2 separate regions of the Homo sapiens genome follow, and region 2 is linked to region 1. Evidence: chromatin loops called from intact Hi-C (ENCODE). Cell type or tissue: PC-9. All regions are shown on one strand. Each heading gives the region's core, and the rest is flanking DNA. Links, peaks and the distances in the headings are about the cores only. Region 1 overlaps BMAL1 (basic helix-loop-helix ARNT like 1). Region 2 has its middle 38 kb from the start of BMAL1.

The links. Hi-C counts contacts between places; a loop is a spot of excess contacts. Peaks named below come from ENCODE experiments on the same cell type or tissue, not always from the same donor. Only the 100,000 strongest peaks of a DNase experiment are listed, where the experiment ranks them.
Region 2: it touches region 1 in a loop (10-fold over the local background); 10 of 110 quality-filtered maps call a loop at or near these places.

What each region holds. Positions count from the first base shown.
Region 1 is chr11:13,339,727-13,348,063 of GRCh38, reverse strand. All of the region lies in intron 3 of BMAL1 (basic helix-loop-helix ARNT like 1), which reads right to left. Among named protein-coding and RNA genes, the nearest start is that of BMAL1, 66 kb to the right of the region's middle. RefSeq lists enhancers at 4,551-4,600, 6,288-6,788. In PC-9, for the core only: CTCF peaks have their summits at 3,523 and 3,723 (motif pointing right); a DNase peak (open chromatin) is centred at 3,723.
Region 2 is chr11:13,235,529-13,243,865 of GRCh38, reverse strand. No RefSeq gene overlaps it. Among named protein-coding and RNA genes, the nearest start is that of BMAL1, 38 kb to the left of the region's middle. In PC-9, for the core only: CTCF peaks have their summits at 4,553 and 4,753 (motif pointing right); no DNase peak of the experiment used is centred there.

The DNA of each region.
Region 1 (8,337 bases), core at 92-8,091:
CCTTCACGCCCTGTGACCATTCTCTGCTTGTAGGCGTGTCTCCTCCACCTCCCATAAGCTTCAGGCAGGTAGGGCCTTATTTATAGGCGTCTCCTGTGCCTGATCTCGTGCCTCACTCCAGGTGGTACTCAACAAATGCTAAATAAATGAACAATTTCATGTCCTTTCTCGTTCTCTGAGTTCCCTGAAATTTACTTACTTATTTAATTATTTTTTGAGACAGTCTTGCTCTGTCGCCCAGGCTGGAGTGCAATGGCATGATCTCGGCTCACTGCAATCTCCATCTCCTGGGCTCAAACTATCCTCCTGCCTCAGTTTGTCATGTAGCTGGGACTACAGGTATGCACCACTACCATGTCTGGCTTGTTTTTATATTTTTTGTAGAGAGGAGGCTTTGCATTGTTGCCCAGGCTGGTCTCAAAGTCCTGGGCTCAAGCAATCCGCCCATCTCGGCCTCTCAAAATGCTGAGATTACAGGTGTGAGCCACCATGCCCAGCCCTGACTTCCCTGAAATTTAGATGAAGGATCCAAATTTCAAGTACTAAACTCCATATGAAATTTCTCATTTTGATCAATTTTCCCAATACTCAAATTTACTTTATAGAAATAAAAATAATAAATGCTAATATAGATTTTGGTACTTCTGCAAAACAAAAATCAAAAAGCCTTTTTTATTTTTTTTGAGACAGGGTCTCACTCTGTTGCCCAGGTTAGGGTGCAGTGGTGTGATCATAGCTCACTGCAACCTAGAACTCCTGGCCTCAAGTGATCTTCCCACCTCAGCCTCCCAAGTAGCTGGGACTACAGGCATGTGCCACCATACGTAGCTAATTTTTTATTTTTAGAAGAGACAAGGTCTCACTATGCTGCCCAGACTCCTGGACTCAAGCAATCCCTCCATCTCGGCCTCCCAAAGTATTGGGATTATGGGCATGAGCCACCACGCCCAGCCTCAAAAGCCTCTCTTATATGCTTAGACCAGGTTAGGGAGCTAAACCAGTTGTGACACTTACTTAACATTATTTCTGGAAAACTGTTTTCTGACCAAGAAGGTGTTCTTAGATGCAAGAACAATAAATAAAACAACAAAAGATAAGAAAAAAGAAAGCCTCTTTCTGGGCTACTTCCAAAAGGGATTTGAGCCAACAGAGGTGCCTTTGAGAGGGTATCCTTGCCGAGGGTGGGCTCTGACGGCCGCCCTGACCTGGCCATCCACATGGTGTGTGATGAGGATGCTTTGGGGAGAGCCTAGCCTGTGGTCCTGGAGTCAGGGGCTGCAGGTGTGCCCACTTCCAAGCTAGAGAGTCCCAAAGGTGAGATGGAGGCATGCTGGACCGCCAGAGAAAGCAGGGCATGGAGGGACTTGCGCAAGATGCCTTGGAAGAATGTGAGAGGGCACCCTCCATTCCACCCAGGAGCATGGGGAAAGGATCTCAGGGGCTCCACAGGAAGGAGCAAGGAGGGTGGAAGAGAAGTCACAGCCCAGCCTGCCCTGTCGAGAGAGGCCTTGGCAGCTGAGAAAGGTGAGGGCATCAACCACTAGAAGGCGTCCAAAGGAGACACAGCTGCTCCTCTGAGCAGAGCAGGGTGAAGCTGAACCCTGCCCCTTAAGAAACCCATACCGACCATCTACAGGAAGATGATCACATCCAAGACCCCCAGTTCAGACCAAGTGACTCTCTCCTTTCCCTGGTCCCTGCTCCAGCACCCTAAAATGCAAAAGAAGAGAAAGGTGAGCCTGGCAGAGTGGATCAGTGTTCCAGGCTGAGCTGTCCCACCCAGTGGGAAGGTTCTGCACAGCCTGGTGGCAGGCCTGGCCATGTGACTGGCCCCAACCAGTGAATGAGGGCAGAAGTGACAGCCACAACTTTCTAAAGGACCTTTAACATGTGTTCCTCTGTCTGTGCCCATGACTGTCAATTTCCTGGGATAGAGGCTCCTCCTTTAGCCAAGGCCCTGGATGGACAGTAGCACAACGAAGAAATAAACCTTTGCTACAGTAAGCCACTGAGATGTTGAGGTTGTTTATTACCAGGGTGACCGACTCATCCATTTGCCTGGGACCTTCCCATTCAGCACTGAAAGTCCTGCATCCCAGGAAACCCCTCCGTCCCAGACAAACCGGGATGGTTGGTCCCCTAGTCACTACTATTGTACAACTCATCATATGCTGACAGACACAGGCAGGAAGAAGGAAATTAAGACTAGGATTCTACAGCCACAGATCAAGCCTGATCCAAGAGCAGGAACAGGAAACAATGCATTTACAATAAACAAGTTTAATTTTCACAATAACCTATCCATTCATTATGATCATTATCCCAATTTTCAAGGTGAGGAACCGAGAACTGAAGAGGCAACTTATCTTACTTAAAATGACACAGCTAGCAAGTGGGGATGAAACCCAGGTGTGTCCAGCTTTACTGCTGGTGCTTCTAACTACCATGGCTGCTGCCAATCCTGCCTCCAAAAACCACCCCCCAAAGTATAATACAGAGACAAAAGCAACATAAACAAACAAAACATAAAAAGCAAGCATTCCTGGAAAAGGAACAAGGAGAATTTATAAGAAAAAGAAGTCCTGGGTCAGGAAAGCTACAGGAACTGAGCAAACAAGTTATCTCTGAGCTTCCTGGCAGCCAGGGCAGAGAGGGAAATGCTCAGCTCTCACTCTTTTAAGACCTGGAAGAATATCAGGGAGTTCATCAGGACAGGCCTGAGCAAGGAGAGCTATCTGTTGGAAGGTTCTCTGTATGGGACCTAAGTAATACTATGCTGAATGGCTTGGGGTAAACAAGTGTTGTAAAAGAACAGAGGACTTCCCCCTTTTTAAAATGGGACCCCAGGGAAGGCCTGCCTCTCCTTCTGGCCCACTGTGTTACCCCTAGTGTGACAGCTGGGTGGAGCTCTGTTAAAACACTTGGTGAAGCCCAAGAATGTCACTTGGGTAGCAGCCTTCCATGATGTGGCGAGCTTAGGAAAATAGGGACAACAGTGAATCAACATCCTTGACAACCCTATCTGGTATCCATGTGCTTACTGATCTACTTCTCCACAAAACTCTGAATCCCCAGCAGGGGTGCTTGAGTTGCCACCTCTGCATTCCCACAACCTACCTACAGGGAGCTGGCCCTGAGCACAGCACATGCTCCAGAAGTACTGCTCTCCTTCCCCAGCCCAAACAGCCATGGCAGATGGCCCCTGGCCCCACTCTCCACTACATGGTGCCTGCCCTGATGTCTGTAGAGGGAATGAATGCTGAATTGCTCTGACCTGTTTATGCTCTGATCTGTTCAGAGGGTGGTGCCTCTGAGCAGAGGTGAGAGGCTGATGGGGCCCTGTCCCCACTGCAAGTCCTGTCCGACCTCCATGGTTACTCTGACAGCCTGTGGCGAGCCTTGCTTTGCAACAGACAGATTTAGAAGACCTTCACTGAATGACAGCAGATGCCCTGAACCTAAGGTAACAGGTGTTTGCACAAGGATCATTCAATAAGCATTTCTCTAGCCCCTAGCAGAAGCCACAATGGGGACGAAGACAGAAATCGGCAGTCCTTACGTTCAAGATGTCCTCAGTCCAGTTAGAAAGACGAGTGTTTTAATAAGTACATGACAGCATGACCAATTCAACAGGCAGGCCATGTTTACAGCTGTACAAGCAATGCACTGCCCTACTCCAGAGGTGCCTGGGGGTTTAGAAGTGGCAGATATTTGTTGAGCCATGATGACAACTCTCCAGCAGGTGGCAGTCAAGTGTCTTGAGGAAGGCGTGCTTTTTTTGTATTAGTGGAGCATAGGTAAGGTACAAGAGCAAAACAGATGAAAAAATGATTTGCTTGTGGGCTTGGGTGTGTGTGGAGGGGTGCTGAGGAGGTGTTAATAAAAGGAGATGAGACCAGCGAAGAGGTCTTATGAGGTGTTGCAGGGGTTTGCCGGGTGGCCTGGCTGGTAGGGAGAATGCCCTGAGCAGAGGACAGCACTATATGCAGTGGTACTTCAGTCTCAAAGGTGCTGGTTGTCAGGGGTCAGGGTGTGAGGGGGGCCCATTTGTGGCCCTTGGGTACCCAAATTCAACTGGTAGCTCTAGATGCTTGTGGATCCCCAAATTAAACATCAATCAAGGAGACGGCATTTGGAGCTATGGGGCTTGATCAGTTGAGAGGATCCTGCAAGGGGTAAGATTTGTAAATCTGAGGCACTTTGTCAATCAAAACCAGGCTGGTCTTTGTGGAAAAGACCCCCAATATCGTTGATAGAGGAGAGTCCACAGAATCCCAGTCTCCCAGACAGCTACTGAGGGTTGGTAGAGGGATTCAGAGGTCTAACTAAGTCACCAAACAGTGCTAGTTCCCCCAGGGCATGCATCTAGCTCAGTAAAGGCACTCAGTTTGCTGAATGATAAAAGGGATGTCTTCTTAACCCTTTGTCAAGTCCATCACTGAGGTGTAGAAAGAGAACAAGCTACCAACTCACTGGGCATCCTGGGGGGACTCTTGGTCCTGGAAGTGGAGGCACAGGCCACAGATGAGATGGCTGTGGAAAGTGGCCCGACTCCACCTGAACGCTGAGCAGCCACCCAAATTGAAGTGGCCCAGGATGAGGCAGCAGAGCAAACAAAATGGTCACAATGGGAGCATCTGAGTGGGCAAGCAGATCGAGGAGATTACTCTTTCAACAGGGCTGATTTTAATGACTGCAGAATGACTTGGAGTCCCAGGAACCATCAATCCCCCTAACATATCCACGAACCATCTGAAAAGGGAACTGATACCAATTAGTGCTTTTACTGCTCTAGACCCTTTAGAACATACTGATTCAGAGCATGTTCTCTGATGGGAGATGACGGTCAAGTTTCAAATCCTGACCCCATCATGTATGAGTGCCTAGGGTTCAAATCTTAGGTCCCACATTTACCAGCCGTGTGATGTTGGGCACAACATTTAGCCTGTATGTGTCATTGGTCTCCTGACCTGACCTGTAGGATAAGGATAACATTACCTGCCTCACAGTTGTGGTGAAAAGTAAGTGAGATATATAAAGTGCTCAGAATGGTGTCTGGAGCATAACAAGCCCTCTGTAAGTGTCATTATTATCTTCCCATTAACCATCACAACAGCCTCATAAGACAACTAGCTAATGTTTCATCCCCTGTCTTACAGATAAGGAAACTAAGTTTGAGAGAGTAAGTAACTTGATCAAGATCAGAGATTTTGTATAATGGGAAAGCAGATTTAAACACAGGCCAGTCCCATCTAAAGCCCATACTCCTTCCACTGTACAGCACAGCCTCCATGCAATCTAAGAAATGGGCACAGTCCAGAGGGTGCAGGGATTTACAAATTCTTCAAAAAACACTTCCCAAAGTTCTGCCATGGAACACTAATCCCATAGGATTGTAATGATGTTATTCGGGGGAAAAAATCAGGGGCCAAATACGTATAGGGAATGCTGGTTCAATAGTTAGGTTTTTCTTCTGCAGGGCTTCTTGGACCTTTAAACGCAGCCCTGTGGAGGGTGAAAGTCTAAGGGCAGCAGAGTCTGAGTCCCAAGTGTATGCATCCACACACCATTTATCACCTCACATCTAACAGCCAAGGGTTCCATGGGGCACACTAGGGGAACCATGCCCTGCAAGGCCATTCAGGATTAAAAGTCCCCTCCTGTATGACCCTCCCCTCCCCCTGCTGATTTCCTCACCAGAAGATGCTTATTTCCCAGGCTCTTGGCTCCTCTGAAAGCAGCCCAGGCTCTGAGGTTCATGTCCCACTTTTTCTTATGAGTGGTCTCTGGCCACTTCCTTTGCCCAGTGCGTGCTCACTGGCCTGGCACTGTCCTCTGCCCCTCACGCAGACCCCATGCATTCTGTCCCAGAACCAGGAATTTTTTGCAAGAGTTTTCCCCCAGCCTAGACCCCAGAGATGCTCTGCTTTACCTGGAGGACCACATGGGATCTGAAGCCACAAAGATCTCCCAGGTGCTGCCTCTCCCCAGGCAGGGTCCAGGCCTTGTTCCCCTCTGCACTCCGGCACCCAGCACTCAACATCTGGGGGCAAGGCTGGGGGCGATATGTGCTCTGTCTGCCACACCCCTCCTGCCCTGCCACTTCCACTCTGGGGACCAGGCTGGCGAGGCCAAAGCTCTCTTCCTGACCCTTGGCCTTGACATGCCCCTGCATTCAAAGAGGGCACAGGGTGCAATCCCTGATGGAAGCAAGAAGGATCAATGAGTCATGCTCAAGGACCAGCTAAATGAAGGTGCATCAGCCTGGCTCCTGTTTCTTTTCATTGTTTTCTTGCCTGTCTTTGTCTTTAATTGCTACAGAATAAGAGGAGAGAGCCTGGTTCTACAGACTCAGGGAGTAATACTCCTTTCACCAAAAAACTTACTGCCTGAAGTTGAAGAAAATTCTGGAAAACATCTGCATCTTGTTCTAAAGGAAACAAAAGAATGCACTGCTGTTATCTGGTGGCAAAGGGAGAGAGGCCAGTGTGAGGGAGGGTGGAGTTAGGATGGAGCACCTGAAAGGTGCTTGTGTTTCTGGCTAGGGCTTAGGGGATGCCAACAAGACAGGCTGGGCCAGGCAGCAGGGGCTGGACTCAGGGCAGGCCGAGACGCAGTGAAGAAAGCCACATGCCTTCTTTGAGAATGTGGGGGGAATGGGAAGAACATTCAACAGCAGAGAAAAGGAATATTATAGGATCTTGGATGGAATGGCCTGCACCTTTCACCACAATAAAGAGCAAGGCCAACTACAAAGTGGGGTGGTGGGACCCCAGGACAGGCAGGAAGGGATCCGTGGGACAGGAAGCCTGCAGAGCATCAGAGCCTCCTGGCAAGGCCAGGCAGTGGGCGTGTCTCCAGAGCAGGCTGGCCAGGCGTGGGACCTTCCTGGCAGAAGAGGAAGCAAGTGGCAGCAGAAGAAGAGGCTGAGGGTTCTCCCCTAGGTACCAGACAGGCAGGACAAGGTGGGTTTTGACAATAGAGTGAGGGGATTCTGGGTGCCCGAGGAGAGGCAGGGCAGGATGGTGGTCAGGGCGGGGCCTCTTGGGTTCCAATCCCAGCCCTGCCACTTACTAGCTGCATGTCCTAGGCAAGTTAGGTGACTTCCAGGAGCTAGAGATGCCTCATCTGTGAAAGGGGTGGATTCCCCGCACTGGGTTGTTGTGCAGACCACATGAGTTGAATAGAAGAAAACACCTAGCATGCTCAGTGGCGTCCACTATGGCCATGGAAGTGGATGGCCTTGTGCTGGTTGAAAAGGGAGAAGGCTGGGAAAAGTGATGTCAGGAGATGCAAACTCAGGTTGAAATCCTGGGGATACAAGAACTCAGAGATGGTGAGAGCAGGGGTGGCAAGAGGACATGAAGGAACTTAAAGCTGGAGAGATCCAGGACATTGACCCCTGGGAACGAGGAGGGAGTTGAGGAGAGTGGCTGCAGGGAAGGCTACAGGTATCCTGGGGGTGGGTCTGGAAGGCATTCCAGAGCGCAGCATTTCATAGCAGGAAGCATTGAGGACTCCAAAGAATCTGAAAAGTGAATAGAGTTTTAAGAGTCCAACCGCTTTGTTTTAATATAAAACAGAGAGACAACTCCTCCTGTGAGAAGCTTGGACTAGGACAATGAGAAAGGTCAGTGGGATATGAATAACAGAATTTTGGAGCTGCTCAGGGAGATAAGATGTAGAAAGCAAGGACAATGATTTCCTTAGGGAGACGAAGCCCACAGGAGGAAAAGCGGAACCCAGCAGGGTGACAGCTGCTGCTGAGGGGTGGGCTGCCCCAGGGATTCTGGGGTGACATAGTAGCATCAGCTAAGGATGCTGGGGGCATCTCTTATGTCCCACCCAGCACAGGGTTTGGTTGACTGGCAAGGAGGCCTCAGACGGCTACCACTGCCCCAAAGCCTTGAGGCAATCCAACACAGTTTATTGAGAACCCACATATGCCAGGTAATTTCTTCAGTGAAAGAATTGGTAATTTGAGTAAATTTCCACCACAAACTGCTTGTAGTAGCCAAATTTCAATTCGGGACAATTTTGTAATAACGAAGACACTGTTGGCATGCTGGCCCACGATCACTTATTAGTCTCTCAACAAATATTTACTGAGGGCATCCAAGTGCCAGGCACTGTTCTCCATGGCAGTGCTGCAGATGGGGGTAGGGATATAAAAATCCTTGTCCTCATCTGGCACACCTCCTGGTGAGGAAGGCAAGCAAACGAAACAAGTAAGTTATGTCGGGTGCTGGATGGCAGTAAGTGCTCGGGAGGAAAGTCAGAGATGGGGAGGAGGCAGACCACAGGAGGGAGGCAGTTAGAAAGGCCCCAAGGAGGCTG
Region 2 (8,337 bases), core at 222-8,221, 100 kb after region 1:
AGTGGGAGAGTTTCCATGAGAAAGGCGCTTTGGGTACACGAGGTAAAAAAGGACAGAGCACCTTTGGGGGCAGCTGGAGAGATCAGTATGTTACAGCTGCCAAATATATAGTGGAAATGTACAATAGAGTCAAGTTCTAGACTCTTACAGCAGCCTGTCCAGTGGGCAGGCACTAGACAAGCTATCTAACATTAAACACTAAGTGTCTCTGGGAAGTTACTATCATTTCTCACATTAAATTCAATTATGCTGTTCACAGCTGGGACAGGTAAGAAATGTGACAGCTGCCTGCAGAGTTGGCATGAATTGCTCTTTGTACCTGAAACACCAGAGAGGGCCAAAGGACACAGCATTGGAAAACCTGCAGAAGCCTCCATAGTATTATGCACTGGTTAATGGATCAAGCACTTGGAAGACCTAACTCAAATTTGAGTTCAGGGCTCGAAACCTAACTATTTCTAGTCATTGTTCAATTTTTCCATTTTTAGCGGAGCAACTTTGGGCACTTACTACCCGCCAGGTACTGCTATGTGCTTTACTAGCACCATAGCTTTTCATCCTTTCTAAACCCAGTAAGTTCAGTAAAATTGTTAGTTTTACATTGCAGAAGAGGAAAGTAAGGGTGAAAGAGATTGACCTACTGCTATAAGGTCATACAGCTTGCAAGCAGTAGAGCTGGAATTTGAACCCAGCCAGGTCTCTTGGACTCCAGAGCTTAAGATCTTAATAACTATGTTAACTGGTTTGGAAGGAACCAGAGATTGTCCAATTCAACCAACTGTATACCTAGAGGGAGCAACTTGCAATCTGGAAGGGCATGCAACTAGGAGTCTGCTCTCGTTTTGTTTGAGGCTCTGCTGTGTGACTGAGCAAGTCACTAAACCTTCCAGGGCCCCAGTTTTCCTTTGCTATCAACTTTTGATAAACTGTTCTGTCTTCCTTACAGGTTTGTTTTAAGGAGCAGTATGTGAAAGCCCTATATAAGAAGTGGAACAGGACAAAAGCCACGCATTTGTCTTACTAAACAGACAGCAGGCATATTCTAGTCCCCTTTTATGGGCTAGCTAATTTCTGATACATCTAGCCAAATGTGATTAACAGGGAAATGTTTAATATAGAACCACTCCCTTTTCTGACTCACCAAGAAAATGACATAATCTTGAATATTGTACTAAAATAATTTAAAAATTGAGTTTGATATTTGGCTGCGCTTGCTTAAGCATTTTCATATGCATTTAATCTCCAGTAGAACAAAATGAGGCTCCAGATGGCTAAGTTACTTGCCTCCAATCACACGCAACTAATCAATAGGAGAGTAAGAATTAGAACCCAGCACTACCTGGTTTTACTTGCAGGTGATTTTCCGTACAGGAAGGGCTTAGGTCAGATCCATTTGATTATAGAAGGCAACAACTCTGTCTTCACAGGACCTCATTGTTTCCAATGAAGTCACCATAATATCCCTGGGACTACTCCTTATGCCTCTATGCACCCTAATGGGAGAGTTTTCTGTTTTATCCTTTGCTGTGTCAAAGTCTAAACGTTTAGCAAAAATCCAGCCTCATCTAAAAAAACGAACCAGGCTCAAAGCATAGACGAGCTAAAAGAGATAAAATACTATATCATGTCTATCTCTTGATAAGAAATAACTTTCCTAGCTTTGAAGTAAAGGAGGAATTAAATTTCTTTCTAAATTATGGACAACATTGAATTTGAAACTTGTTTAAAATGTAAAAACAATGGCATGAGATTAAAAGGAAAATTTGTATACCAAAGATGATTAAGACTCAACTCTGTATGAAGAAGTAATTCAGATTTTAAAAGAAAAAAAACCCAAGATCTCAATAGATCAATGGCCAAAGGACATGAGGAAAACATTTACATAGAATAGAATACATATACTAAGCACTTATCCTAGAAAACATTTATCCTGAGTAGTAACCAAAGAATTACAGTTTAAAACAATCTTTATCATTATAATTACACATAATAATTTTACAGTTTTTGATATTTACTAAGTGCTTTACATATATAAGTTCATTTAATCCCTAAAACCACCGTAAGAGATAGTGCTATTTCCATTTCATAGGTGAGGAAACTGAGACACAGAGAGGTTTAGTAACTTGCTCAACTCATAATTAGTTAGGGGAGATTTAAACCCAGACAGTCTGGCTCTTACATTCATATTACACTTGGGAAATTAATAGAACTAAACATACCTAAAAGTAGACTATCTGGTGCTAGGAATGTTCTTGAGCGATTCAGTGCTAGTGCTTTACAAATTGCTACAACTCTTTTGCAAAGCAATATTGTGATAGGTTGCAAAAACCATAAGACTATACCTTCCATTCTAGTAAGCTCACTCACTGGACTTTGGATTGCAGAACGAATTCAACAGAAGTAGAAATTTATAGGCAGACAGTTGTATACTGAAGTGTCATCTAGACAAACACTGTTCAATATAAATATAATACACACCAGATTTATAATTTAAAATTTTCTAGGAATCATATTTAAAAAAACAAAATGAAATTAATTTTGATATTTGATTTAACCCAATATATCCAAATAGTATAATTTCAACATCAATATAAACATTTACATTGTTTTTCTTATATTGCCTTAGAAATCTGGCACATATTTTATACTTACTACTTGTCAATCCAGACTAGCTACATCTCAAGTGCTCCATAGTCGCATGTGGTTAGTGGCTGTCATATTGGATAGCACTGATTTAGAACATCAGACGATGGGAAATGGACAATAATATCCAGTGATGTGGAGAATGATTTAGAAAAAGTATGGTATGTCAGTCTCTGGAGTTGTATCAGATCATTACCAATAGCAATAATAAAAGCCTTTAAGAAATATATAAGGCCGGGTGCAGTGGTTCATGCCTGTAATCCCAGCACTTTGGGAGGCCGAGGCGGGCGGATCAACTGAGGTCAGAAGTTCAAGACCACTTTGGCCAACATGGCAAAACCCTGTCTCAAAAAAAAAAAAAAAAAAAAAAGAAATACCTAAAATGTCTATGCTATGTTAAGTAAGAAAATCCAAGAACACAAAATATTAAATTAGTAGATACTTAAAATGTGTCTGTATGCAGGCTGTGACTGAAAAAGAATGTGCAAATATTAAAATAGTTGGGTTAGCATGATGAGATTTCAGGCTGATGTTTTTGTCAAATGTTCTTTTCACTTAAATAGGCATACAACATTTATTTTTATTAATAAACTTTTTAAAACATAAAACAGACAAAGGATCCTTCATATAATAACAATATTTAGGGATTTAATTTTTACAGATTTGTAATATACTGTGTGTTCTAACAAATTCCACATGCTATATATCACTTGGGTTTACCTATAGTTTGGTGTTCTCCTGATAAATAATTTGGAATTTTTAATTATTGGATAATCTTCTGTTTATGTCAGTGTTCTCAAAGGAGTTGAGTTACCTAAGAAAATTATTCACAAGCCTTTGAATAACACATTATGGAGGCAATGTAATGATAGGACCATCCTTTGCTCTTTGTAATATATTTAATATACATTATTGATTGATTGGTTGATTGATTGAGACAGAGTCTCACTCTGTTGCCCAGGCTGGAGTGCAATGGTGCGATCTCGGCTCACTGCAACCTCTGCCTCCTGGGTTCAAGCGATTCTTGTGCTTCAGCCTCCCGAGTACCTGGGACTACAGGTGAATGCCACCACACCCAGCTCATTTTTGTAGTTTTAGTAGAGAACGGGTTTTGCTATGTTGGCCAGGCTGGTTAATACACATGTTTATTATTGCATTTCTTTTATTTGACCTATGAGCTATACTAAAAGCTGACCCAAAGATATCCAATTGTTTGGTGGGTTCCTAGAGATAGAAACTAATAAACAAAATCCCAACTACTTAGGAAAAACTTTGAAATTCTGATTTCAGTTTTAACTAACATATCTAATTGAGAACTAGAGAAGCACAGACGTGGATGGGTTAGATAAAGAAGGATAACTGGAGTCACAGAGTGCTGCGAGCCTGAACTTGGAAAGTCAGCATCTGCAGAAAAGAGGGCATGGGATTATGGTCAGAGAAAACAATTCTGGCCCTGCCTGTACTACCTTAGGGAGTGCACAATCATTCCTTATCTGTAGAACTGGAGATCATGAAATCAATCTCATAGGTAGTAAGAATTAAATAAGATAATATACTTCTCTAAAGATCTGTAATTCTCTGAGGTCATTAAGTGCAATCCTTTATTTTACCTGTGAGGAACACGGGTCTAGAATGGCAAAAACAGGCTTGGAACCTGGATGTCTAGTTTGAATTAGGGTCTTTTAAGCACAAAGACTCAGAGGCCAGGCCTGGAATCAGGGTCCTTCTGTCACTGTGCAGCTCAGTTCTGACACTGTCACAGTGTCATAACACTATGACCTTGAACAAGTCTCTTACATTCTCTCATTTTCCCTATCTGTAAGGTGGGGAAAATAATTGTGTCTAATTCAAGATTGGTCGTGGAGTTTTTAAAAGTCATACTACATAGTATGTTTGGCACACTGCAATCTCTCAGTATCTGTTATCTGTTATTGACAGTAGCCATCCAGAGAAACCTTCTTTGGATGCTTTTGGTGTCCCCAAACCAATCCTTACAATTGTCTTTACAGTCGGCATGTATATTTTACTCATCAATTGGTTGAATCTTTGCAGAATTATATTTTGGAACTTCATAGAAAAATAAAACAGGAAGTTGGGGAAGGGTGGCATTGGCCCACCACTAGGGGGAGTGTTAGTGAAAGTTTATCTTAGACACTCTTAGGCGGGCAGGTTCTGCAGTGGGTAAGGGTTTGGTGGAGGGAAGGAAGGGAAGAGGTGGGCATTCAGGAAAAAGCTGGGTGGAACTCAGGAAGGCATGGAGGTGTGGTCCTGTTGGAGGAGAGCTTGCAAGAAGAGCAAGAAGGCAGTGCAGCACATTGGTAATACCTCTCACCGAGCACTTGCTGTGTGTTAGGCTCTGTGACTCTCATTATTAGTTTCTGTCGCTGGAAAATGGGAAGGCTAATAGTTTCTCCTTTCTAAGAGTTATTGCAAGCACTTTAAGAAATACTGTGTACAACATTTTTGAACAATGAGTGCTTGACACATAAAAGTTTGTTGTTACTATTATTATTTACTATTAAATCCTTCAAAGCTCACATGAGGAAGACCAGGGAACATGTTCAAAACCATGGAGCTAGTAACTGACAAATATCCCCTGTTGCCCGGCAAGTCAAGCAGAGTCTTCCATCCTCCCGCTGCCCACCCTCCAGCCCCATCTCTCAACCTTCCAGTGGTGTTGCCAGGGTGGACCTAGATTGGCTCAGAGCCCCCGTTCTGCCTCTTCCTGGCTGCAAGACCGGAGTAAGTCACTTTGCCTTTCTGAAACTCAGAAAGCAAACTTCCAGTTTGCTCATTTGTGAAGTGGGGGTCATGTTTCTTATAGGGATTTTGTAGGAATTCAATAATGTTTTCCAAGTAGAGTGCGTAGCCCACTGTTTGGCACATAGTTACTCAAGGAGTATTAAGCTGTTAATGTGAAGTGAAGTGAGCCCTTGGGTTCTCTGTGACCTAAGTTTCTCTAGACCCTGACATTTCCATACTTAACCTTTACTCTGGAACAGTCTGGGACAAAAGAAACATATCGGAAACCTAGGCTTTGACAGCCTTCTCTCCCTCTTTTTGTAACACACCATTTTCTTAATTCAATGCCGTATGAAGCAATACAGCTTCTAAATTCATTGATGGTGTCTGCCGGCAAGGAAATGTCAGAGCACTTGGATCCAACTGTCCCGTTGCCGTTCTCTGGCTTTCACTGGGTGAATGGTAACATTTTCAAATGAATAAAAATCTCCAGGCAACATCGCTCTCCTCCCCCAGAGCAGATTTATAACAGAGTGGTTGGCATTTCCACATGCTTTGCACTTGTCAGTGTCAGATTCACATACGTTCTTAGGTCTCTGTACATATATAGGCATAATTTAAATCTCCGGTGAACAAAGGCTATTTTTCTAACTTGGAGATATTCCAAAAGATCTTTGCATTTCATCTATTTTAAATGTTTGTGTGATTTAAAAGCATGGTGATGTCAAATGGTACAGGGGAGGACTGAATATTCAGCTTCCAGCAACTGATCATGTGCTATGTGTCAGGCACTTTATATACAATATTTTACTGAACTGCAGAATGCATATGCATGATCCTCAGTTTACAGAAAGGGAAACTGAGGCTCAGCAAGATTAGTGACTTGCCCAAAGTCACACAAGTCACATGAGCTGAGAGTGGTGGGAGTGTAACAAAAATCATTCTGATTCCATATACAATGTTCCTGACATTTTATCACAGATGCCTCTGCAGAATAACATGCATGCATTCATTCATAAACAATTTACTGAGCACTTGTAATGTACCAGGCACTATGCAAGGCTCTGGTGATCTAACAGAAGAAAAAGCAAGCAAGAATTCTGGCTTTCAAAGAGCTTACATTCTAGTGGGCAAATAACATGGGCCAATTCTGTAACTTGGTGAAAATTTCATCTTCATTGGATGAGATGGAGGTAGAAGAAGGAGGTGGAATGCAAGGATGGCTGGGATCATGGTCTCTGTTCCTCCCCAGATCATGCCAGGGTAAACATTTGGGGAAGGTCTGAGAAGAATGATGAGGCATAAATCTGTGACAATTCCTGCCAGGCCTCTATTCTGATCTGCAACGCATAGGTTGTTCTCTTTTGGGGTGCAGGATTTTGACAGCAAACATTGCTGCTCTAGAGCAAGTAGAGATAAAAAGTGGGCTATTGAAAAGCAAGGCATGGGGAAGGTGTTTTTAGGGGCAGCAAAGATAGAGAAGGAGATGAAAGTGCCAGGATGCCTACAACAGGCACTCAATAAGTGATAGTAGGCAGACTGTGACCTACTATCACTACTACCCAAGATCTATAGTGAAATCCATGGAAAACTTAAAACAACTTCCTGTTCATTTTCAAAAGCAATGTTGCTAGCTACATTCATTACGCAACTCCTATGTGCCAGTCACTGTACCATGTTCCTTGTATGCATTGTATAATTTAATTCCCAAAAAATGAAGTTGCTGCTCAGAGAAGCTAGTGAATGGAGAAACTTGAATTTCAAACCCGAATCTGTCCAACTATAAAGCTCTTGTCCTTTTTGTCCACACCATGCTGCCTCTGTGGCTCCTCAGAAGGCTCTTAAAGTAGAATTAATTTATAACTTGCTCTGCATCCTACATCCTTGCAACTCAAAGTATAGTCTGTGGACCAATGACATTGGCACCACCTAGGAGCTTATTAGAAATGCAGAATCTCAGGTGCCACCCCAGACCTACTGAATCATAATCTCCTTTTTAACAGGACTCCCATGTACAATAAAGTTTAAGAAGCAGGCCGGGCACGGTGGCTCACGCCTGTAATCCCAGCACTTAGGGAAGCCTAGGGAGGGTGGATCACTTGAGGTCAGGAGTTCGAGTTCAGCCTGGCTAACATGGTGAAACCCCGTCTCTATTAAAAATACAAAAATTAGCCAGGCGTGGTGGCACGTGCCTGTAATCCCAGCTACTCAGGAGGCTGAGGCAGGAGAATTGCTTGAGCCCAGGAGGCAGAGGTTGCAGTGAACCGAGATCATGCCACTGTACTCCAGTCTGGGCCACAAAGCAAGACTCTGTCTCAAAAAAAAAAAAAGAGAGAGAAGCACTGCTCTATATCTCTTGCGAAAAGACATGATACAGACACTCCCAAAGGTGGTGAGAGATACTTATCTCTGGCTCTAAACATTATCATTTCAGGAATTCAACTGATGGCTGTTGTCAAACTTAATCAAGAAATGGAAGTTTTAAAAAACCTGTCTGGGTGCCTGTTAAATCAAATTGGAATGGAAGAATCACTGTGTGATCTCAGAAGTTAGCTAAAGTTTTGAGGATGAGTTTCTACTTTTTTTTTTTCTTTTTCCTAACCCCTGAAACCTATGAAAGAGGATGAGTTTCTATTTCAAGGATGTTTTCATAGGCTTTTTAGGAAAGGCTTGCTCATTGTTAATGAGACTTTTACCCCCTAGTGGGAATCTTGACAGTAGTTTGGGAGATGAATAAGGGACCCCTTTCTTTTCTGGTGTTAGTGTGTTGAGTAGAGTCCATTAATCTGGATATAGGGCAAGGTATGATGGACTAGAACTTTTATCACAGATTTGTCCATTGATTCTCTCTATGGTCTTGGGCAAATCATTAAAACCTCCCCATATATCAAGTGATGCTGGCCTGGGGAAAGTCTACATAACATCTGACTGTTCTTATGCCATTATAATGAT